Regions from separate parts of the Homo sapiens genome. Here region 2 is linked to region 1. Evidence: chromatin loops called from intact Hi-C (ENCODE). Cell type or tissue: heart left ventricle. All regions are shown on one strand. Each heading gives the region's core, and the rest is flanking DNA. Links, peaks and the distances in the headings are about the cores only. Region 1 overlaps LINC02522 (long intergenic non-protein coding RNA 2522). Region 2 overlaps ELOVL2-AS1 (ELOVL2 antisense RNA 1).

Evidence for each region. Peaks named below come from ENCODE experiments on the same cell type or tissue, not always from the same donor. Only the 100,000 strongest peaks of a DNase experiment are listed, where the experiment ranks them.
Region 2: a loop joins it to region 1, with 14 times the contacts of the local background. A loop is called at or near these places in 39 of 110 quality-filtered maps.

The regions. Positions count from the first base shown.
Region 1 is chr6:10,475,352-10,480,736 of GRCh38, reverse strand. All of the region lies in intron 1 of LINC02522 (long intergenic non-protein coding RNA 2522), which reads left to right. Among named protein-coding and RNA genes, the nearest start is that of LINC02522, 3.9 kb to the left of the region's middle. In heart left ventricle, for the core only: a CTCF peak has its summit at 2,109 (motif pointing left); no DNase peak of the experiment used is centred there.
Region 2 is chr6:11,066,418-11,071,802 of GRCh38, reverse strand. The region is part of intron 3 of ELOVL2-AS1 (ELOVL2 antisense RNA 1); the gene reads right to left. Among named protein-coding and RNA genes, the nearest start is that of SMIM13, 25 kb to the left of the region's middle. In heart left ventricle, for the core only: a CTCF peak has its summit at 2,652 (motif pointing right); no DNase peak of the experiment used is centred there.

The DNA.
Region 1 (5,385 bases), core at 230-5,229:
TGCACTCCAGCCTGGGCGAGAGAGTGAGACTCCCTGTCTTAAAAAAAAAAAGTATAAAAATTTTTAAATGAAAAGTTTTCAAGTTTAGAGAGTCTTCAATCTGTAAAGTACACTTCTCAAAAGAAGACGTACATCGGGCCAAGAAACATGAAAGGAAGCTCAACATCACTATTGTTAAAGAAATGCAAATCAAAACCACAATGAGATACCATCTCCTCTCAGTCAGAGTGGCTATTGTTAAAAAGTCAAAAAACAACAGACGCTGGCGAGGTTGCAGAGAAAAAGAAATGCTTTGACACTGTTGGTGGGAGTGTAAATTAGTTCAACCACTGTGGAAGACGGTGTGGCAATTCCTCAAAGAGCTAGAGGCAGAAATACCATTTGACCCAGCAATCCCATTACTGGGTATATACCCAAAGGAATATGAATCATTCTATTATAAAGATACATATGCATGTGTGTTCATTACAGCACTATTCACAATAGCAAAGACATGGAATCAACCCAAATGATAGACTGATAGACCCATCAATAATAGACTGAAAAATATGGTGCATGTACACTATGGAATAGTATGCAGCCATAAAAAGGAATGAGATCATGTCCTCTGCAGGGACATGGATGGAGTTGGAAGCCATTATCCTCAGCAAACCAACACAGAAACAGAAAATCAAACACTGCGTGTTCTCACTTTTAAGTGGGAGCTGATTGATGAGAACACATGGACACATGGGGGAAAGTAACACACAATGGGCACCTATCGGGTGTAGGGGGAGGGGGAACATCAGGAAGAATGGTTAATGGATGCTGGGCTTAATACCTAGGTGATGGGATGATCTGTGTAGCAAACCACCATGGCATTCGTCTACCTAGGTAACCTGCACCTCCTACACGTGTACCCTTGAACTTAAAAATTGAAGAAAAAAATTTATAAAGTGCATTTTTGTACTACAGGTTAAGTATCCCTTATCTGAAATGGTTGGAACCAAAAGTGTTTTGAATTTCAGATTTTTTCAAATTTTTAAATATTTGCAAATACATAGTAAGATATCATGGGGAATGGGACCCAATTCTAAACACAAAAATTGGTCTTAGCTTTTCATATGTACCTTATACACATAGCCTGAGGGTAATTTTATATAACATTTTAAATCTGTGATGAAACAGTTTGTATTAGGGTTCTCACATGTGGAATATTCTACTTGTGGCATCGTGTTGGTGCTCAAAAAGTTCAGATTTTGGAGCATTTTGGATTTCAGATTTTTGTTGTTGTTGAGACGGAATCTCGCTCTGTCGCCCAGGCTGGAGTGCAGTGGCCAGATGATCTTGGCTCACTGCAACCTCCACCTCCCAGGTTCAAGAGATTCTCCTGCCTCAGCCTCCTGAGTAGCTGGGACTACAGGCACACACCACCACAGCCGGCTAATTTTTTTATTTTTAGTAGAGGCAGGGTTTCACCATGTCGGCCAGGCTGGTCTCGAACTCCTGGCCTCAGGTGATCTACCCGCCTCAGCCTCCCAAAGTGCTGGGATCACAGGCGTGAGCCACCGCACCTGGCCCTACTAAATTTTCAAAGACTTTTTCCACTTAGCTCTCTTTTCCTCTTCTGTTTTTTTCCCCCTTCACCTTCCATAATTAAACTCTCAGGGTCCAACAGAAGTCTGATTGCACTGTTTATTTTTACCTCCTTTTTTGTGCTTTCTCCTAAAGCAGGAGTCAGCCTTTTTCTGTGAAGGGCTAGATAGCAATTTTTTTTAAGCTTTATTTTCCATTTTTTAACTTTAAGTTCCGGGGTACATGTACAGAACGTGCAGGTTTGCTACATAGGTATATGTGCGCCATGGTGTTTTGCTGCAACTATCGACCCGCCATCTAGGTTTTAAGCCCCACATGCATTAGCTATTTGTCCTGAGCATCTCTTTTTTTTTTCTTGAAGGAAGGTTGCACATCAGACAGTGTTAGTAAAAATTCAACTCCAAATGTTTTGGGACTCAGTGACTGTGGTCTTTCCTCATGAGTTTGTCACAACCAGATATGGACCCACAGGGGTCAGGGAGGTAATTTTTTAAAAAGATCAACAAAGAGACAGCAATAATATGGCACCATCTGCAGGTTAACTTGTGAATTACAATGATTTGTGTTGCATGTAATGTACTAGCTCTTCATTTAACTTTCCTGCTGGGCGGTCATTTCAGATCAACATCAAAAGCTACAAACTGGAAACAGAGGAAGATACTAGCCCCGTGTTTCTGATTCAGTATCACTGAAATACTTTGGAACCATATAAAGGGCAAAGTACATTCCACATGTTGAAGGACAGTGCCTGGCCCTGTGGGGTGTCATCCCCAAGCTGTAGGCATAGTGGCAACCCAGGGGTTCATCTCAACTCCCATCAGGTCAGTAGCTTTTTGGGTGATGAAGTGTATGGTCGGGATCAGCAGGTCCCCTGGTTATGCGCCCCCTGCCTCACCTCATTCTCTTTAGAATGTCCTAGGCACTGTTACTCTGGATCCCATGTCAGTAAATCGGGTACTCAGTGACCCTTAGGAAAGGCTACTATGTAGTGGATCATTGTGATGTTCTGCACAAGGTCCCCAGAGTTTAAATCTCTTTATTGTATCATGACAGAGACATGAGAGTTAACTTAGCCCTGGGACAAAATTGTGAATGTGCATTGTGAACTGCAAAATAATAAGAATGAATGAAAATGTAAACTGGTTTGGATCATATTTCCTGATGGGGATAGAAAAGAACACAATCAAAATCAAATGCAAAATCAACGGCTGCATACCATGTACTTGAGCCTGCACACATCTCTTCCAGCCAGCGTGCCGTATCTGGCCCAATTTGGGTCTGCTACTTGGTTGAGTTGCATAATCTACTATCCCAAGACAAACCAGGATTCCTCATGATCCAGACTGGTTAATGAAATGGATGGCTTGGCACAGTGGCTCATGCCTGTAATCCTAGCACTTTGGGAGGCCAAGGCAGTTGGATCACCTGAGGTCAGGAGTTCGAGACCAGCCTGGCCAACAGGGTGAAACTGTCTCTACTACAAAAATACAAAAATTAGCTAGGCATGGTGGTGCACGCCTGTAGCCTCAGCTACTTGGGAGGCTGAGGGATGAGAATCGCTTGAACCTGGGAGGTGGAGGTTGCTGTGAGCCGAGATCATGCCACTGCACTCTACCCTGGGTGACAGAGCGAAACTCTGACTCAAAACAAATAAATGTAGATGTTACAAGGAGCACCAATCCACCATGTTTTCGATTCTTACGGGTAGCACCAATTTTGGCCATCTCCCTCCGTCTCCCTGTGTGCATCTCATAATGCCCTCTTCTCCATCCTCCCATTGTCCCCTCCTCCCCCCAGATGAAGTACACACAATATATCTCTTTTGTTTGCTATCTTGGCAGAGTGGATAGGGTCAATTTCAGAAATTTCTACTTGGCTTTCCCCATGGAATGCCCTCACCCCACAGGCCAAAGACCCAATGGGGAGGCTATGCCAACTTCTGAGAATATTTACCCCAGTTATACATTTGTGGACTGAGGCCATGACTGCCGGTGGGCCTGTAGTCTTACTGAATCCACTGTGAGCCACCATGCCATGGACAGGACTCCATGGATCACCTGGTCACCATGTGCCCCACAGAAGCAGAGTGCGGGCAGCTGCAATGCTGTGGCAGGTCTCAGGGTATCAATGTCACTTCTGACCCTGTTCTAACAGTCCTCCAAAATACTTCAAATACTTGAGTATTTCCCCTTCCCTGGTGAACAGTTCTGTGAGATCTTAGGTCCCCTTGCAGAAGGACTCAGGAAATCATGACTGTGCCCATTTGCCAGGGTGTTACAGGGTCTTTCTGTTAGATACCTGGCCCTCCTCCCAGTCAAGGGCTTCAGGGTTTGAAATCTGGCGCATATTCAGAAACTGGGCAGGTGGTCCTGACTTTTGTAGGAGCACCCATCCTTAGTCTGCTCATTATCCATCCTGGATTTCTTCCTATGACACAGGTTGAGAAGCACCCCTGTCTGCCTGTGTATTTTGCTGCTAGGGATGTGGTCCTCTATGAACTATCTCCATAGCTCTCTGTGGTCCAGGCTCCCTCAGCTGCTTTTCTGAGCTTTTCCCTGATTGCGGTCATGGCTTCCACCTGGCTTCTGAGGATTATGTGCCACCACGTAGTTCTCCTATTTTAGGGTCTTGTCATCCCACTTGCTATCAGTAAGCCCAGCTCTGTTGAACCCTTCCAACTGTCTGCCCAGGCTGGCAGAGTAGAGCCACCACTGAGCTTCCGAGTGATGTGGGTGCTTTACGTCTTGGTGGAGGATGTTTTCTCTGAGCCTTCCTGTGGAGCATAAATATCTGGTAAGTGATCTGGTCTTGGATGGCACTTCACTGATCATACACACCTCCCTGAGTCTTACAATCCCTTAATCCACTGTCTGACTTGGCACTTCTGACATTTTAACATTACCTAGCATGGGCATCCTCTTTTTCCATGGTCCGAAAGCCATCTGTACTAGCGTCTGTGGCTGCCGTAACAAATGACCACAAACTGGATGGTGTAAAAACAACAGAAACTGTTCTCTGACAGTCCTAGAGGTCAAGGTGTCATCAGGGCCACACTCCCACCAGGGCTTTAGGGGGAGAATCGGTTCCTTGCCTTTTCCAGCTTCTGGTGGTTTCCAGCATTCCTTGGCTTGTGGCCATATCACTTCAGTCTCTGCCTCTGCCTTCACATGGTCTTCCCCCTGTTCTCCATTATCTATCTATGTGTCTCCTATAAAAACACTTGTCACTGGATTTAGGGCCCACCCATATAATCCAGGATGATCTCATCTCAAGATCCTTAATTCTGAAAAGACCATTTTCCCAAATAAGGTCACCTTCACAGGTTTTAGGGATTAGGATGTGGACATTTCTTTTGGGTTTGCAGGGGGTGGGGTGGAGGGCACCAAACTCACTATGTCATCTTAGTTCCAAATGTACACCATCTCCTGGGGTCTTTACTCGGGGGTTAAATCCTATATCTTTGGCCAGGGCTCTCCAGTCAGTAGACTCTCCCCCATCCACATTTATGTTCTGGCCCCCTTGACCAAGTACCCCAAGAATCCAGTCTTATTCATACCCCCTGACACTTTTGGTACCTGTTAGCTGGGTCATCAGCTCTCTTTGAGTTTAAGCCCTTTCTTCCCTTATAAGGCCCAGTGCAACCTCAGCTGGGTGATGCTGGAATTTAAACCTATACTAGTATCCGGGAAAGAAGCTGGGGCTCATCCTGGGTGGAGGGCACAAGTGTCTTGAAGGGAAGAGGCCTCTGCATTGTCTTCAAGCAATGGGGCCGGGGGTGGGCTGGCTCTTGCTATGGAGGGATAGCCCACA
Region 2 (5,385 bases), core at 235-5,234, 590 kb before region 1:
ATGAGATGTCTTATGTAGAAATGCAGATGCTATGTTATGGAAGTATAGAAGAAGTAGAAGCAGAATTCATGTTGAGTGGGGATGAAAAAAGAGAAAGCTTCCCAAAGGATGTGGTCTTGCATTGGTATTTTAAGAATAAATGGCATTTCCAGCTGGGTACAGTGTCTCACACCTGTAATCCCAGCACTTTGGGAGGCCGAGGCTAGTGGATCACTTGAGGTCAGGAGTTCAAGACCAGCCTGGCCAACATGGTGAAACCCTGTCTCTAATAAAAATACAAAAATCAGCTGGGCCTGGTGGTGGGTGCCTGTAATCCCAGCTACTCGGGAGGCTGAGGCAGGAGAATCGCTTGAGCCTGGGAGGTGGAGGTTGAAGTGAACTGAGACCATGCCACTGCACTCCAGTCTGGGCAACGGAGTGAGACTCTGTATCAAAAATAATAATAATAATAAATAAATAAATGGCATTTCCATAGATGGAGAAAGGAGAAGTGAGAAAAAGAAAAGGCATTTCAAGTGAGCATGGTACACGTTCTCAGGAAACAATCAGTATCACAGAGCACGTGAGGATGAAATTGAAGAAACAGACAGAGCCCACTTAGAGAAACTTACATGTCATGCTTGGGCACTAGGTTCAATTGTAGAGTAAAGGGAACCCAGTCTTATTATATCCAACCAGTTATTTCTTCTCCCAAACACAGCAAGAGCAATTTTGTTTTGAAATGCAGAGCTGAGAATGTACTGCCTATCCCATCTACCCTGCCTTCCATCGGCCTTTTTTTTACCAGCTCCCACTTTCTAAAGTAAAATAGCAACACTCCCCCTGATCTCCTTACTATGGAATCTTCCTTGTCTTTCACTTATCCTTTCTGGATGCAGAGTGGTGCACCTGCTGCTTTCTGTGTGTGCAATGCTCCTCCTCCACCAGCCTACCCCTCTCTTCAGCTGGTTAGCACCGTCCACCAAGTTCAGGTCATCTCAGCCCAAATATTGCTTTCTAACTTAGCTGGCTAAATTAGGTTAACATATTCATATAATTAAGATATTCACATAGAGTACCCTTTCAAAACACATATCACAGTTCATAATTTTTTTTAAATTATTTTTTGTGACAGGGTCTCCCTCTGTTGCCCAAGCTGGAGTGCAGTGATGCAATCTCAGCTCACTGCAACCTCCGCCTCCCAGGTTCAAGCAATTCTTGTCCCTCAGCCTCCGGAGTAGCTGGAATTACAGGCACATGCCATCACACTCAGCTAATTTTTGTATTTTTAGAAGAGACGGGTTTCACCATGTTGGTCAGGTTGGTCTCAAACTCCTGACCTCAAGTGATCCACACCTGCCTCCCAGCCTCCCAAAGTGCTGGGATTATAGGGTGTGAGCCACCGTGCCCGGCCTACAGTTCATAATTAAATACTTACTAACCTCTTCATTTGGTGAAAGTCTGTTCTCCAATAAGACCATAAACTCCCTAAAGACAGAGATATTTTATGGTTTGGATGTCTCCTCCAAAAGTCACATTGAAATTTAATTGCCACCGTAACAGTATTAAGAGGTGGGACCTTTAAGAGGTGATAGAGGCTCTGCCCTCATAAATAGATTAATGCCATTCCCTTGGGAGTGGGTTAGGAGTGAGTTCCAGATAAAATGAGTTCGACCCCCTTTCCTCTGCTCTCTCATGGTCTCTTGCCCTTCCAGCTTCCACTGTGGGTGACACAGCAAGAAAGCGCTTATCAGATGATCAGCCCCTTGACCTTAAACTCCCTAGCCTCCAGAGCCATAAAAAATACATTTCTTTTCCTTATCAATGACCCAAACTGTGGTATTCAGTTATAGGAGCATAAAACAGACTAAGATAGGAGATAATGTGTTTAGCTTAAAATGGGATTCCCACCACTTAACACTTTGTCTGTCACATGGTTTGCTGAATGAATGAGTAGGAATGACATAATTTGGACTGAGATTTGGCAGATGAATCAGAAGAGACTGGAGGCTATAAGTGTGCTTGCTCACAAGAATATATGGTGGGGAGGCTGTGTTGAAGAAAGGCATAGTATTACAAATTTCTTATTTCTTTTTTTTTTTTTTTTAGAGATGGAATCTCACTCTGTCGCCCTCAGGCTGGAGTGCAGTGGCAAGATCTTGGCTCACTGCAAGCTCCGCCTCCCAAGTTCACGCCATTCTCCTGCCTCAGCCTCCCAAGTAGCTGGGATTACAGGTGCCTGCCACCATGCCCGGCTAATTTTTGTATTTTTAGTAGAGAAAGGGTTTCACTGTGTTAGCCAGGATGGTCTCGATCTCCTGACCTCGTGATCCGCCTGCCTTGGCCTCCCAAAGTGCTGGGATTACAGGCGTGAGCCACCGCGTCTGGCCTACAAATTTCTCATTTTCATTAAGCCCATTTCTACTTTTTCCATGTGTAAACTATACACACATTAATGACTATATGTGCATGTATATGTCTTTCTAGGGGATCTGCAGGAGACAAATACCACTGGTGCATGGATAGTTTGTCAGAAGGCCATTTGCTTAAAGGAGAGGCTTCTTTTAGTACAGATTTTAAATAACATTCTCCAAATCCTATATTTAAGACACAAGTCAGAATGATCACATTGGCATAAATCACCTGCATTTATCAGAAGTGTATATAGTTTCTCCAGCAGAGGGTGCTAAAATATAAATTTGACACAGTGAAGCTCAGCATAAATTTATTCAATAGATTTGTCAGCTCAGTCTTTATTGTCAGGTTCTTGTAGCAAATCTAACCAAAAAGGGCCAGTCTTGTAGATTATGAGCATGGGAAGTCTTAGAACCAAAGTTTTACAAATGTGAAATTTTTAGTATTAAATCTTAAATACGAGGGCAATTTCCTCCAAGTTAGCTTGCTATAATACTTTGTAAAACTTTTAGTTAATGTTTTTTGGGGAAAGAACTTGTTACAAGGGGCTATATTATGTGTTATATACATAATATTTATATATTATGATTATAATGTAAGTCATCAAAGGACTGGAAAATAAGCCTTTTTAGAAAGATGGGCAAAATTATCATTAGTCCCTCCAATTTGTAGAGGGTGAGCGTTTTATCACACTCATCAAGACAAAATCCTTTCTCAAGTTATAGAGGCTCATTTTAATCCTCAGAAGCCTTTTTAAAAACCCTATATTTCAGTCAAATGAGGCTAGGTAATGCTGCAGTAACATTCCACCTCAAAGTTTCAGTCACTTAAAACATCCAGGGTTGATTTCCACCTTGTGCTGCATATCTATCACAGAGTTGGCTGGGGGATCTACCAGGTGAATCAGACCGAAGGAGCAGCCGTCACCCCAAAAGTCACCAGTTACTGTGGCAAAGGGACAGCAAAGCACAGGCAATCATGCGTTGGCTCCCAAAGTTTGTCTGGAGGTGGCATCCACTTCCTTCACTCACACTGTCTTAACTATACAGTAAATCACATGCCCACATCTAACTTCTAGAGTTCAGGAAATATACTACTATTGTGAATTTGGAGGAAAACCAGAAATATTTAATGGACAGCACTAAGAACTATTACATGTTATAAATGTGATAAGAAGAAAATAAAACATGTAAGTGTAAACATTAAAAAAATCTCATTGGAAATAATATAGCAACATTGATTTATACGTTATCCTTATATCTTTGAAGTGAGGGCCTGTAGGCTTATTATTAACTCAACTTTCATCCTTAGTCACAAGAGTTGCTAGCACGGATAATGAAAATACTTTGCTTTTGAATTCATTACTACATACTGTTTGGAGGGGAGGAGTGGGTAGTCGATTTACTCCTCTACTTAGGTTTGTCTTTGATTAATGTTAAACCTGCTTGACTTTCCTGAGAACATAACTGCAAGATGTGCGAGGAGGCAGGTGGGAGACACTAGGCTTGGGAAAAGGTCAGGCAGCCTGAGCTTCTGCTGCTGACAGGTGACAAAACAGAAATGAAAACCTTGCTGCTTAGCACGCCCTTTTTGCTTAGCCTCGTAAAGCCAGAGAAGCAGGTTTTTCTAATAAAGATGTAAAATGAAGTAAGTAGTCCCTCCAAGTACTAGAAAGGAGAGCCTTGCTTCTTAGCACACCCAAAAGGAATCTCAGATGGATCTGCCACTAAGCACAGAGTTTGGTCACCTTGTGCAGTGATAGCTGCTCACTGCTCACCAAGAACAATGCAGGGTTGCAGTCAGGTTGTAATCAGAGAGGCACAAAACAGGTTATCTTGGGAACCGAGGCTTTCCTGCCAAGATAGACCTGGCAAGCTGCCTGACCTAAACAGATAATGGCAGTTAATACAGGTGGACAACATGACCTTAACATCAGCACTCCAACCTGGATCCTGCCTGGAAAGGCAGTGAAGGCAGGGTCAGAGTTTAGTTCCTATCTGTCTGTGTCGCAAGTTGCTGAGCTGGGGAGAAAGCTTTAATGAATGCTTTGTGCATTTCCACGTAGTCAATTGGGAGAAAGAGAAGCCCCAAAGGAACTTCATTAGAATGTGGTATCACACTTTAATACTCATCATCTTCAATCCTCATCCACCTACACTTTGCTAATATCCTTCTCATCATTCAAGGGCCTTGCAGCTCCCACATTCTCCAAAATGCCTTCCCTAGACCCCCAAATTAGAATGACCTTTCTGCCTCCATCACTTTCTGTCTACAGCTCTACTACAGACTCCCGACAGCCCACTTTTTATTCAATCTGCTTTTGTATCTGTCTGTCTCCCGCCACCAACCTTTGGCCTGTGAGCATCTGGAAGGCAGAGATCAAACATCATTTATCTATGGATTTTGCTCAGCTCCTACCCAGTTCCATGTACACAGAAAGTTTGTTGATTTAGATTGACCACATGGCCATTTTATGACAGCATTCAATTTTTTTTTTGTTAACCTAGGAAAAATTTCAAACACCCATGAAAGTACTGAGAATAACATAGCACTCACTCAGCATGGCATTAACTTCTAATACGTTTACTCAGGCAGCGGAGCCTAGAGGTTGAGAACATGAACTCTGGAGTCAGAATGACGTGGTTCAGCTCTGTTTCTTATTACTTCACCTCTGGAAGTCTCAAATGGGAGAGTTTTTCTATCTGTAAAATTGGGCTGAGGGTTATTACACAGATTAACTGAGATAATATATGCAAAGCACTATGAGTGCTTGGTTCATAAAAAGGCCTCAAAAGGCAGCTACTATTAGTATCACATGTATTACCATAAACTCTTGAGACTGAGCTTACGGTCCATACAAAAAGGGACCATATATCCAAGCACAGTAATCACAAAAGTTGAAAATTATACGGATTAAAAACTATCTGATGAGAAAAAAAGAAGCTAAAGATCAAAAGAAAATTAAGAGACATATCAATCAATTACAATTAT